Regions from separate parts of the Mus musculus genome. Here region 2 is linked to region 1. Evidence: chromatin contacts called from ENCODE Hi-C data. All regions are on one chromosome and are shown on one strand. Each heading gives the region's core, a stretch centred on a gene start or an enhancer-like site at or near the end of the contact. The rest is flanking DNA. Distances are from core to core; before and after follow the strand shown.

Evidence for each region. A loop is a pair of places that touch in the nucleus more often than their neighbours do.
Region 2: a map of v-Abl transformed pro-B cells shows a loop between it and region 1 (2.0-fold over the local background). The contact joins two enhancer-like sites. A Hi-C loop is called at or near these places in 5 of 37 maps with a recorded cell type or tissue (adrenal gland, heart, left cerebral cortex and 2 more).

The regions. Positions count from the first base shown.
Region 1 is chr6:37,616,325-37,622,945 of GRCm38, reverse strand. No RefSeq gene overlaps it. Among named protein-coding and RNA genes, the nearest start is that of Gm33429, 88 kb to the right of the region's middle. Within about 2 kb of position 5,350, at least 1 of the 3 ENCODE cell types and tissues checked has a DNase peak (open chromatin) inside an H3K27ac peak, as active enhancers do; it is heart, where a contact is called at or near this core.
Region 2 is chr6:37,730,721-37,737,420 of GRCm38, reverse strand. It overlaps Gm38791 (a long non-coding RNA gene), which reads right to left. Exons shown (of 4, transcript XR_868982.1): 4 at 3,040-3,316. Among named protein-coding and RNA genes, the nearest start is that of Gm38791, 19 kb to the right of the region's middle. Within about 2 kb of position 4,885, at least 1 of the 3 ENCODE cell types and tissues checked has a DNase peak (open chromatin) inside an H3K27ac peak, as active enhancers do; it is heart, where a contact is called at or near this core.

The DNA of each region.
Region 1 (6,621 bases), core at 4,101-6,600:
AATAGGCATAGGTGATGCTCTTTGCCCATTGAGGATTATCTTCAGTCTCCATTTCTTAGAGGCTGGGAGCTGGGACTCTAATCACATAGCTGGTTTTGTTTATCTTTACCCAGTTCTGATCCTGGAGTTAGCTGAATCTAACTAACAGTAACCTCATTAGTATCATAGAAACATTCCCAGCACTCAGGAAATTCCACATATTCCAAGAGCTCAACTCCAGGAACTCTGGGCAAAGATAAACACATACTTTTTAAGATATCACACTATCAAATTGTAAAACACTCATCAAATAACTCACCAATGTTCTTCAAAGTTACTAAAGGCATGTGAGAGAGAGAGAGAGAGAGAGAGAGAGAGAGAGAGAGAGAGAGAGAGGGAGAATGAGAGACAACCCAAAAATCCATGCTGTCCCAGACTGCAAAGGAACTAGGAAGATAGGATTAAAGTCAATGTTAGGACCCTGGACTGGATTCTGGACCAAAACAAGGATGTTTGTGGGATGACTGGTCTGATGAGTAGTTTGTATTATTAACTTTATATGCTTTAGAGTGGCCTGGGAAGAAAGGCTCAGAGAGGAATTGCCCAGAGCAAATTGGCCTACGGCATTGTCTATCTTGATTATAATAACTGATGTGGCTAGGCCCACCCCACTCCCTAAGAGTGGTTTTCCGGTAGCATAAGTATAGAGAGCCACCGAGCACTAACAGACAGGCATGTGCATATTTCTCTCTTCTCTTGACTATAGAAGTAATGTGAGTAGCTGGCGACCCACACATGAAGTTGTTTTCTGACCTCTACACATGTGCCATGCTCATGCACTATCTCCATACATCACACACACACACACAAACACACACACACAGAGAGAGAGAGAGAGAGAGAGAGAGAGAGAGAGAGAGAGAGAGACCCAAGTCTCCTGCCTTGACTTCCCCTCAACAAAGGACATTTGATGATCCTTGTTCTAAGCTTTCCTTTCCAACATTCTTAGCTTCTGTACTGTTTCTCTGAAGTTACCCCACCCCCACCCCCACCCCTCCCCCTCTCCCCACCCCCATCCCTGCCACACCCTTTGCTGTGCAGCTGATTATCCTGGTTTATGCCCTGTGGCTGCCGTCCATGTTTTGCTCACTGTGCATTGCTTTCTCTCTTGGATCTCCCTCATCTGGACAGCTGGCGATTTTGTTTGTCTGCCTTGCAGTGTGTTTTTTAAGCGCCATTAAGATTGCCCTCCAGCCTCCTTTTTAGTCGTTCTTAAATTCTTTCACTAACAAGACTACGAGTTCCACCTCTCACTGGAAATGTCAAGTTTAGCCAGAGGGGGTTTTGATTTAAATTGTATGATTCTCCCTAATCAGCATAGTCGTGGGCAAAGCATCTGGTGTGGAGTGACAGGCTGCATTAGCTGACTTCAGACCACTATGATCTTTCTATTATTATACTTAATCCGCCTGTTCACACTGAAGTAGAAAGACACACTGAACCAGTTAGACATTGATCATTCATTTTCATTTTTCTAGAAACACTATAATAACTGATTTTATCAACATAAGACATTTTAGTGCCATCTGCCAAAAATACTGTCATAAAATCCATTTTAGGGTCAATAAAATTATAAACAAAAACATGAGGAAAATTAGATGTCTTGATAACGCCTGTGATGGAATGGTGTCGTCTCACATGTGGAAGCCCTTGTATGGCTTTCAACATGAACAGCTGTTCATGGAGCTATTAAGCGATGGAAAAGAGCCATTGCCCAGGGTTGGTTACTGACGTGAAATCTCTGGTCTAGATGTTCTGGGGTTCCTTCCTGACAGAAGACTTGAGTGAAATGTGGTGGGTTTTTAATTCTAGTGCTGAGGTAAAGAATCTAGGTCCTTATGCTTGCTATGCAAGTATTTTTCCTTATTCCTTCTCTCTCTCTCTCTCTCTGTATCTATGTTTATGTGTGTATGCACATTCATGCATAGAGGTAATACGGAAGCATGGCACACATGTGGAGATGAGAGAACAACTTCATGTGTGGGTCACCAGTCACCTTCTATCTTTTATTTGAGACGGGATCTCTTCTTGGCCTGGGACTTCCCCACATAAGCCAACTCAGCTTTGTGCTCTACCACTGGGCTGTATCTACGGCTCTCTTTTTGTTTTGAAGCAGAGGAGTCTCATTAAGTTGGCCAAGTTGAGCTTGAACTCACTCTCTAGTCCAGGCAGCCCTTAAACTTGAGCTCTTCCTGCAATGTGTGATTCTGCTTTCAGATCCTGCTCCTCTCCACATCTCCAGACTCTACACTGAGAGGCCCAGGAGGGGCTTCAGATTATGACTGTAATGTCACCAGCTCCCCGCAGATGTGCCTACAGGTCACACGCCTTCCTCTCATCCTCCCATCCTATGAAGATAGGCATGCTTAAGAATGCAGTAAGATACCATTGCTGGCTTGGGGAGGAAGGAGCCAACACGGGATGAAATATACAAGGAACATAGGGAGAAAGCACAGTTGGCCCTGGGTGACAGAGAATGACATTTGAGTGGGTACCTCCCAGAAGGTGTATAGTCTAAGAAAGGCTCCGTGGAGCTGTGTGGAGACCCTCTAAGGCAAATCGAGCAGATGAAGAGGTCTGTGTCCTTCTAACTGCACCTGTCATACTCAGACATGGTAGGAACATCATTGGAGGGAGATGCAACTTCATGCAGGTGACCCAGTCTACAGCTGGGGCCCTGGGTCAATCAATATAACTCCCTGCAGTGGCAGGTTTAAGGGTACATTAATAGGGCACTACAGAGAATGAGCAGGACACTAAACAGATGATGACCACTCCGTCAACAAAGGGACCTCAGAACCTCCCTTATTCTGAAGCAACAAGGGATTTTCCTTTCTCCGTCTTGTGTTCCATGGAGGAAACCAGCGCTTCGCCTTTGTGCTGCTTGCCCTCTTTCTTTTGGCTGCATGCTCTTTTCCATGTCCAGCAGTTTCTTGTTTCCCCAAGTAACATTTCAGGTTTGCTGACCGTACGATTTCATATAGATGGACCTGGAACACCTTTTCCTCTTGCTTCTCAGGTGTGATAGTGACTTAAAGATCCATCTTCGCTACTGTGCATGTCTCCACCTCCCCCCCCCCCCCACCTCCTGCCCCCATGAGGATTTCATTGTATGACTGTACCACAATTCACCGATTATACTTCTGCCTAGTGAGGGAGGTCATGAAGACAGTAAAAACACACAGTGCACCCAGGACCCCCATGCAACACTCAGAGGCAGCCTCAGAGCCCCTGTGTTTCTAGGGAGAACTGGTCCAAGGCAAAGGATGCTGACAAGCTCACCAAGTATATGTACACAGCTTGTGCACTCCAATCTGTTCCTGTCCCTGGCCTCCCCATCCACCACACTGTCTTAGGTATAGCTCAGCTGAGTCTACATCAGTTTCCAGCAGGCAAGCCTTTGGCTTTTATATTTCAGACTCCACGGAACAAGCTACTAATCCTTTTACCCCTGTAGGAAGTGACTGCTTGCAGATCCTTTGCCCATATGAGGTGTGAGGGGAGGCTACCTCACTGCAAGAGACTGGATCCCTGTTCTCACTTCTCCTACTGTGGGTCAACACTTGACCCTGTATGTTTTCCATTTTCCACCAGCTTGAATCTTCCGCTGGTCCCTTCCCTGTACGTTTCTTACCTGGCTTCTTACTATGGTTCATGACATGTGAGTTCTTTTTCCTGGGTAGGGCCCCAACAACTAAGTAAAGAGCTCCAAAATAAACATCCCGGTGCAGAAGTACACAGTGTCCTCTGGGGAGGAGTGTCCAGACGGCAACCTCGGGCACTGAGCAAGTCTCGGATGTTTATTCGTTCACTTACTTATTTACTCTAGTCATTAAATATAAAGGGCTAATCGTGATTAAGATGGCCAATTCATATTTAAATAATAGAAAAATAACTGTGTGTGGTGGCGCATACCTAAAATCCCAACACCTTGAAGGCTAAGGCCACTCAAGGCCAACCTAGGCTAGATAGTATAGTGAGTTTTAGGCCAGGCAGGGCTACACAGCAAGACCTCACCTCAGACAACAAAACAAAACAAACAAAAGTAGAAAAACAATTTAATTTCCTTTCTTTAAAAATCATAAAGACAAAAGAGAAAGTTGTAGAACCCTAACACTTTCCTGGCGTGGTGCCACATGCTATAGTCCCAGCTGCTCAGAGAGCTCAGAGGGCAGGAGGGTGGCTTGACCCTGAGTTTGAGACCATGAAGGGCGGCATAATGAGATGTTGTGTTTAAATCAGTGATTCTCAACCTTCCCGATGCTGAGACCCTTTAAAAGAGTTCCTCATGTTATGGTAATCCCTGGCCATAGAATTATTTTCCTTGCTATTTCATAACCATAATTTTGCTATTGTTGTGAATTGCAATGTAAAGATCTGATATGTTACCTCCGCAAAGGGTCTCAACCCACAGGTTGAGAACTGTTGATCTAAATGAGTTCTGTCTGGACCTAGTTCCTCATCTCCAAGCTCTCTTCCAGTTTAAACCTTGTGATTGAGAATGTGATTGTCATTCTTGGTGGTCATCTTGACAGGATTTAGAATCACCATGGGAACAAATGTCTGGCCATGTCTACAAGGCGTTTTCCAGACATGGTTAATTAAGGTAGAAAGGCTACCTGAAGTGTGGACTGGGTTCCCGGTGAATAAAAGGGAGAAAAGAAGATGAACAGCAGTGTTCGTCCCCCTCTGCTTCCTGACTGTGGATGCAACATGACCAGCTGCCTCCTGCCACCATGAAGGACTGTGTCCTGTTGAACTGGGAGCCTCCCCCCCTCTTAAGTTGCTTCTTGCCAGGTGTTACAACACAAGTAACTGAGCAATATAGATGGAAGTAACTAATACTAACCCTTCCTTCCTCTGCCTTATTAATATACTTTAACAATTTATTTTTTCTTTTCTTAGTTTTAAAATTCATAACATATGTGCTCCCTGGGTGTAGACTGCATTCTTTATTCATGAGTGGGCAGCTGAGTAAACATAATTACATTCCAGGAATCCCAGGAATTGGACGGAGGTCACACCAGTTTGCAGGCAACAGGCCTGGGCAGTTCCGTGGTGTGGTAGAAGATTTGCAGGCACACACCAGGCACTGGGTATGACTGTGGGCGTGAGACAGCTTGTCATGAAGTGGATGGAACGTGATGGGTATGATCAATACGTGGCACAAAGCTGGGGAGGATAGATGAAGAGACACTATGTCCTAGGACAGGTAGGGAGGACCTTTCAGTCCAGCAGCGCAGCTCACTGGCGTCTCTCTGCTCTCCCCGCCCCTCCCTTGTACTTCTGGATGATTTCCTTTAGTCTTTGGTTACCCTGCTCCACTACTATAAATAAGGAACTGAGTGGTTAAGCTAGCAGAGTATCTCCTCCCCCACTTCTCCTTTTTCATCTCAGTGTCCAAAGCTGAGCTTTAATCAAAGGCAGATGTGTAGAGGGAAACACCGACAAAGAAAACAAACATTCGGTTCCTGTGTTTTAGTCAGACTTAGCATTTCGGTGACAAAGTCCTGTAGAAAATAGCTCGGTGGAGAGAGGGTTTATTTTGACTCTTGGTTTCAGACGCTCAAGAGACAGGCAGAGAAGCATAAGAACAGAAGAGGTGTAGTGTGGTGTGGTGTGGTGTGTGTGTGTGTGTGTGTGTGTGTGTGTGTGTGTGTGTGTGTGTATTTTGGCAGAAGAGGCCTCTCACCTTATGAAAGGGAAGAGACTCAGCTTCCACAAACATGTCCCAGTGATCCACTCCGAACAACTGAGTCCTCTGAAAGGTCATCATCATTGATGTCGTCAAATCATGAACCACTAATAAACCTATCCATCAACTAGCTCAGAGCTGTCACGACTCAAACACTCCTCCAGAAACTTGAAAAAGAATTCTTCCTTTTTCTCCTCTCCTCTCCTCTCCTCTCCTCTCCTCTCCTCTCTCTGTCTCTGTCTGTCTCTCTCTCTCTCTCCCTCTCTCTTTCTTGTGTGCTCAAACTAACTACATCCCCAGGCAAAGTTTCTTTTCAGGTTTCATTATTTGATGACATCTCGTATCTAAAACCTTTCCTACAAATTGTCCTTTCTCATTGGTTGAGGTATCCAGCTACGGCAGGGGGCTTGCCTTGTCTAATATTCATGTCCTAACTTGTCAACTAGAATGTGACTTGTTTAACATTCATGTTTTAACTTGCCAACCAGGAAGTCAGTTACCCATGTACATGTCTCTTTCTGCTAAGTAGAACATCAGTTCCCACTTTACTCAACCCCTATTCAAAATGGAAGTCTTATTCCAAACACTTTCTTGAGGTTCTACGTTTCTTCCTGCCACTGGGGTATGGGAACACCGCTGGGCAGCTGAAATGCCTAGACACTAGACTGCATTTACCTTATGCCCACTGTCAGGCGCTAGGCTGGAGGGAAGCACCGATACACCACTTAGGGGCATGGGAAAACAGCCTAGAATGTGAGAGGCTAAATCTGGGGTTCCCAGAGTCCCTGGCTCCCAGTTGTTGCTGGAAATCACAGAGGAGTCAGAAATGGAGAGTTGGGGGCCCACAGCCTGGACCCAGGGCTCCAAACTCTTGGACATATAGATAC
Region 2 (6,700 bases), core at 3,636-6,135, 110 kb before region 1:
AGTTACCAGAGTAACCAAACAAGCCCTGGCTTCTGCTTCAACTGACTTTCTATCATCTGTACAGTGGTTCCTGTAAAAACAACATTCCTGCAAATTGAATACATGGCATCCCATGGAAACTAATCCTGAGAGACAGCCATTCCTTACCCCAGAGATAGCCTGAGTGTCTCTGCTTGTCCACAGATCCTTGTACAATGAATAAGCCAAAGTAGCCAGGCTAAAGTGACACAGCTAGCAAGAACACAGATCAGAGATTAAATACAGATAAAATTGACAAGCTGTATGTTTTAAAAAGAAATAAGCCAGCTACAGAGTTGAGCAATAGAATAAATTGAACACAGAGACTTGGTTGTTAAGAAATAGTTTAGGCAAGGATATAGTATCCTCAACTGACCTACACTGCTGCTCTCCGTTAATGTGAGATAACCATTCAAATCTGTGATGTTTGACCTTTAATTTTGTTTGTGGTTATATTTATTGGGGAACATAATTTTCATGGTTAACCTCCCTACTTTAGTGACAAGTCCCATGATTTTTGACAAATTTTCATGGTTGTAGAATAAAGACTAGGACCAAACACAGTGTTTTCAACCTAACCCTTCTAAAAGTCCTGCATGTCCCTACTGTCATTAGCCCAATCCTACAGCAGGTATTGATTTCTGCTCCTTTTCCATTAAACCTTATAGATAGAGGACTATTGTTTATACACCTTGGATTCTGGGTTCTTTGTTTTATTGTCTTAGTTAAGTATAACTGTCAACTTGACACAGCTTAGAGCCACCTGAGAAGTGAGTCTCTAGTGATGGGTTGTCCAGAGCAGATTGATCGTTGTCATGATTTTGGGGATTGTCTTGATTGTTCACTGAGGTAGGAGGTCCAATGCATTGCGGATAGTATCATTTCCTAGGTAGGTGGTTCTGTGCTGGGTAAGGAAGCTGAGTGAGCACGAGCAACATTCCACCATGACCCCTGGTTCAAGTTTCTACTTGAGTTCCTATCTTGACTTCCCTTACTGATGAGCTGTAACTTGTAAGTGTAAGCTAAATAAATCCGTTCTTTCCTCTCTTTGAGGCAGGCTCTCATTGTGTTGCTCTGGATGGCCCGAAACTCGCTCTGTAGACCAAGATGGCCTCAAGCTCATACATATCTGCCTGCCTCTGGTTCCAGAGTGCTGGAATTAAAGCTGTGTGTCATCATGACTTGTTTTGTTTTGTTTCCAAATAAGCTTATTGGAGTAAGGCAGCCTGAGGGTAAAGGTGTTTGATGCTCGATGACTCAAGTTCCATCCTGGAAACTACATAGCAGTGCCAAAAGAGAACTGACTCCACTGAGTCGTCCTCTGACCTCCACCCAAGTGCACACATCCTTCCCCTCTCTCTTTCACACACACAAAAGAACATTAAAATGGCAATGAATCATGCTTGAGGGTCTCGGGGCGGGGGGGGGGGGGAGGCCATTCTCCTATCCCATCTGAAAGGGACCATTTTCTAGGACGGTCACAAGAAATTCCACTGTCAGCGAGTGTGTCAGATCATAACACTCTTGTTCAACCCTTGTGACCTCACAGCTTTATCTTTTCAGATGAACTGGGCTCTATCCAAGGCACAGCTAGAGCCACCCTATGATCTCATTGTGGAAAAGGGGAGGCAGGAAAGGGGAGGAGGCTCTCTCAGAAATGAAGTTTGAGCGATGAGAAAAGCTTCTGTTTGACTCCTGAGACACAGAAGCACCACCTTCCAGTGGGAAGTCTCCATCCATGCCCTTGGAATGGGCATCAATTCCTTCCCTCTGCTCCTTTCTTTCTGTCAACCCCCATGCTTAAATCCATGCTAAACCTTTCCTTTTTACTAATAAATTCCAACTCTGCCTCAAACTGGTTTGCCCTAAGTTCTGTTCTCTGTTGAAATCATGGCTCTTTGTAACTTTACTCCAGTGCAGGTCCCCAAAGGATAAGGGAACTCCTTAGGCTGCTGGAGGCAGAGTCGACAGGGTATCCTGTTGCATCATCACTGGCATAGACATATTCTAAAACATTTATTTCAAGAATTTCTTAGTCCAGATGTGGTGGCACAGGCCTTTGATCTAAGCACTTGGAAACCAGAGGCAGGCAGGTCTCCATGAGTTTGAAACCAGCCTGGTCTACATGGAAAGTTCTAGGCCAATCAGGACTAGTGTGACTCTATCTAAAAATAAATAAATAAATAAATAAATAAATAAATAAATAAATACACACACACACATATATACACATACATATATAAATATATACACACATACATACATAAATATACACATACATGTCTGTGTGTGTACTATGTCAAGGAACACAGATTTAGGTTGAAACAAACAAACAAACAAACAAGCAAGCAAACAAATTTCTGGGACAGGCAGGTATGGTGGTCCATGTCTAGTTCTTAGGGTGCTGAGACAGGAGAATTGCTGTGACTTTGTGGCCAAACTTGGTTACATAATAAATTTCATCCCTGCAGATTTTATTATATCATGTGTTTTACCACTGACGTACATATCCAGGCCCTGTTCAGCTCTTAATATTTTAAAAATAGTTCTGTATTGGGCTATTCATCTACCAACTTTAAATTCACAACCAATCAAATCAATATAAATATTTTGCATTTTGATGGGTAGTTCACCAAATACAAAATAATAGCAGGACGGTGCTTTTTCTCTTAATGAAGTCACACATCTGTCTCGATTGCACTGCATTGAGGGGATGAAGGCTCAGCATCAGTTTTATTTTTATTTTTCATCTTTAGAGAGATAAGCACCGAGAAAACCTGATTACATAAATATGTAGATATAAGAAGTAGAAGGAGTTTTGTTACAGTTCTGCCAATCAATTCTTGGAACGATGAGTTATTTTCTAAAAAAAAAAAATCATAGAGTCATCTTTGTTGAAAATTGCTTTTAATGAGTTATCAGCTTGCTACTCAGTAAAGTCTTTCAATTCTGTTGCCCAAATCATTGGAAGTCATCTGACTTGCAAAGAGGCTCCTCTTCTGAAAGGCATTCATTTAGCCCGTCACTAGGAAGCCTATTAAAAAGTATTATAAAGGTGGCCTGTTATCTCAGTAGCAAAGATCCTTAGGAAGAATAATCAGGAAGTCCGTGATGCAGGTTAGTGGGGAGGGTCCTTGCCTAATATGCTTGAGGCCCTGGGTTTCATCCCCAGCACCTCATAAACCACATATAATCCCAGCATTGGCGTGGGGGCATGAAGGCATGATGACCTGAAGTCCAAGGTTATCTTCAACTTCACAGCAAATCTGAGGCCAGTCTGAGCTAAAGGAGACCCTGCCTTGAAAAAACAAAACAAAACAAAACAAACAAACAAAACTACTAACTTGTCAAGTTAAAAGGATTGGAAATTAGTCATTTCAACTCCTCCCCCAAACCCACCCACCCTACCCCAAAATAAAAACAATTTAACTTGATTTCTTTTTATCCTTTTCCCTTCCCTTCCCTTCCCTTCCCTTCCCTTCCCTTCCCTTCCCTTCCCTTCCCTTCCCTTCCCTTCCCTTCCCTTCCCTTCTCCCATCTCCTTTTTTTTTTTTTTTTTTTTTTTTTTTGGAGACATGGTTTCACAATGTAGCCCTGGCTAGCCTGGAACTTTCTACGTAGCCAAGGTTGGCCTTGAACTCACAGAGATCCTACTGCTTCTATTTGGAGTACTGGGATTAAAGGGACACACCAGCACTCTAAACCTGAAGAAAATTGTGATTATCTAAATTTGTGTCTAATAGGCCCTTGAAAATTAGTTGCGTATGGTAGTGTAGGACTGTAATGCCTGCGCTGAAGAGGCTGATGCAGGAGGATCCTGAGTTCAAGAATAGCCTTGGTAAACTGGGCGTGGTGGCGCACGCCTTTAATCACAGTACTCAGGAGGCAGAGGCAGGCGGATTTCTGAGTTCTAGGCCAGCCTGGTCTACGAAGTGAGTTCCAGGACAACCAGGGCTATACAGAGAAACCCTGTCTGGAAAAACCAAAAAAAAAAAAAAAAAGAATAGCCTTGGCAAATCAGTTATAGCACTATTTGTAACACTCATTTAACTTTTTTTTTCTATGTATAGCTTTTTGGTTGGGGTGCTATGCTTAACTTTTTGAAGTATTTTGTAATAAAATATAGACATGATATTGTCATTGCACAATACTTTCAGTACACAGGGAGCAAGAGATAGTTTATTCTTTTTTGTTTGTTTTTGTTTTTTCGAGACAGAGTTTCTCTGTGTAGCCCTGGCTGTACTGGAACTCACTCTGTAGACCAGGCTGGCCTCGAACTCAGAAATCTGCCTGCCTCTGCCTCCTAAGTGCTGGTATTAAAGGCGTGCACCAACACACCCGGCAATAGTTTATTCTTGAGTTAGATATGTCCAGGAACACAGGTTCAGTTTGACCTAGATAATATGTTCTTACATGGAAATGATTTCATGAAATATTTACAGTTACCGAACAACAGAAAGTCAAATCAAGGCACTTTTCAAATATGCTGGTGAGAAAAAAAGATGAAAAAGGGAAAAGAAAAAGGAAAATGTCGTTTATTGTTTTGAACACCAGGGAAGGGCAAACAGGGTCCCTGTATTTGGGGTTTCTCTTGAACTTTTAACAGAGAGTATCCTTGCTGTCTCCCTGTATCCTGCTGTGAGGCCCCAGCTCTGAAGACAGGGGATGGGGGTGGGGTGGGGGCGGGGTGGGATCGAAGCTGAAAGCCTGTAGATGAAAGGAAGCGCGGGAAGCCGGGGCAGATGACACGTGACCTTCTTTACTCTGGTGGAGGCAATGGCCTCTGGTCTCAGGGGCATATTTATACAAAAATCACACAAAGGTGGCACTCTGCCAGGGATGACTCATAGTTACATAACAGGCTACATCGTTGGTGATATGTGCTGCTGGCTGACTCATCTTCCCGGATATCCTGTGTGAGCCATATTTAGCACATTATGGATTTCTACATTGGTGCTTTGCTGTTTAAACCTTTTCGTGGCCCGTATGGCCTTCAGTTCTCTTTACCTGCCTTTCATTTTTTTCTTTCTTATAATTTTTTCTTCAGTATAGATTTGATGCCTTGTAGAATATCCCATCTTCTGGATATATTCAGTTGTTTCTATCTGATATATTTTGTTTGTCTATTTATTTATTATTATTAGTCCCTCTCTCTGTGTGTTACGTCCATATCTGTGCATACACGTTTGCCCGTGTTTGGACATGGTTGTGTGGAGGTGAGTGTGCAAAGACAGCCTGGGATAAATGAGAACCTTCCCTAAAAAAAAAGAGAGACAGAAAGAGAGAGGGAGAAGGAGGGAGGGAGGGAGGGAGGGAGAGAGAGAGAGAGAGAGAGAGAGAGAGAGAGAGAGAGAGAGAGAGAGAGAGAGAGAGAGAAAGAAAGAAGAAAGAAAGGAGAAAGAAAGAAAGAAAGAAAGAAAGAAAAAGAAGAAAGAAAGAAAGAAAAAGAAAAAAAGAAAGAAAGAAAGAAACAAATCAACAACATCCAGGTTTGGGCAAAGACTAAATTTAAATATGTATTTAATAAAATATAAAAAACATGGCTCACTTTCTATGGAATATTTCCCAGGACCAGCAGCCATCTCTTGCATTTTATTTATTTATTTATTTATTTATTTATTTTTTGAGACAGGGTTTCTCTATAGCCCTGGCTGTCCTGGAACTCACTTTGTAGACCAGGCTGGCCTCGAACTCAGAAATCTGCCTGCCTCTACCTCCCGAGTGCTGGGATTAAAGGCGTGTACCACCACGCCCGGTCTCTCTTGAATTTTCTAGGTGGGAGATGCGTACCCTAAAATTGCACTGTGCTCTGGCAATGGGTAACTAAAAGTTCAGTCTCAGAAGACTGCCTCCCACCCCCCAGTGCCCAAACCCCGGAGCTTCTAGAGACCAGCTGGTTGTAAATTGAGGCTGTTTACACAACTCCTTTCATAGGTTCAATAATTTATTACAAAGGTCTGCAGAACCCAAGGAAAAAGTGACATTTGCTGGCTTCTTACAAAGGACTACAAGAACTCATGCCTATTAAACCAACAATACTGTTATTCCTAGCATCATAGTCTAGAATATATCTCGTTTCAGAGGAAACCAATATGGTCAAAATATCCTGCTTTAATACCATGTTTTCCCCACGACAGCAGTATAAATCCAACAGGGACATGACTCCATATGTAGGCTTTATTGGCTGCTAACATGTCTCCATTTAAGGCGGCTTTACAAACTGCGTCCCTGTGAGATGCTCTGAAGGTTTTTGCACCACAGGTTATTGTACCACTCTGAGACTTGGAAAATCTTTCCTTTGTAACACAGGAGAACTGTGAAAGGGATGTGTCTGCTTTGGCCTGTGCTTGCTTTCTCAAGGTGTGTGACAGGCTTTCCCCATAGAGGGGTAGGGGGGGAGCCAATTCAGCCTAATTAAAAGTAGAAAAGGCAAGTTTATTTGGGAAATGGGCTCTTGGGTGAGTTCACCAGTCTCAGGGGGAAATACTGGAAAAAGTCGCAGGCAGACGATATCGTGGAAGTTTTTTATAGACTGCAGGTGAAAGAAAAGGATGCATTTGCCACAGAATGTGTGTGTGTGTGTGTGTGTGTGTGTGTGTGTGTGTGTGTGTGTGTGTGTGTGTGTGTTGGGGAGCCTTGGGTGGCTGGTGACTTCATGAGGTTGGGACAGTTGTCAGGAATG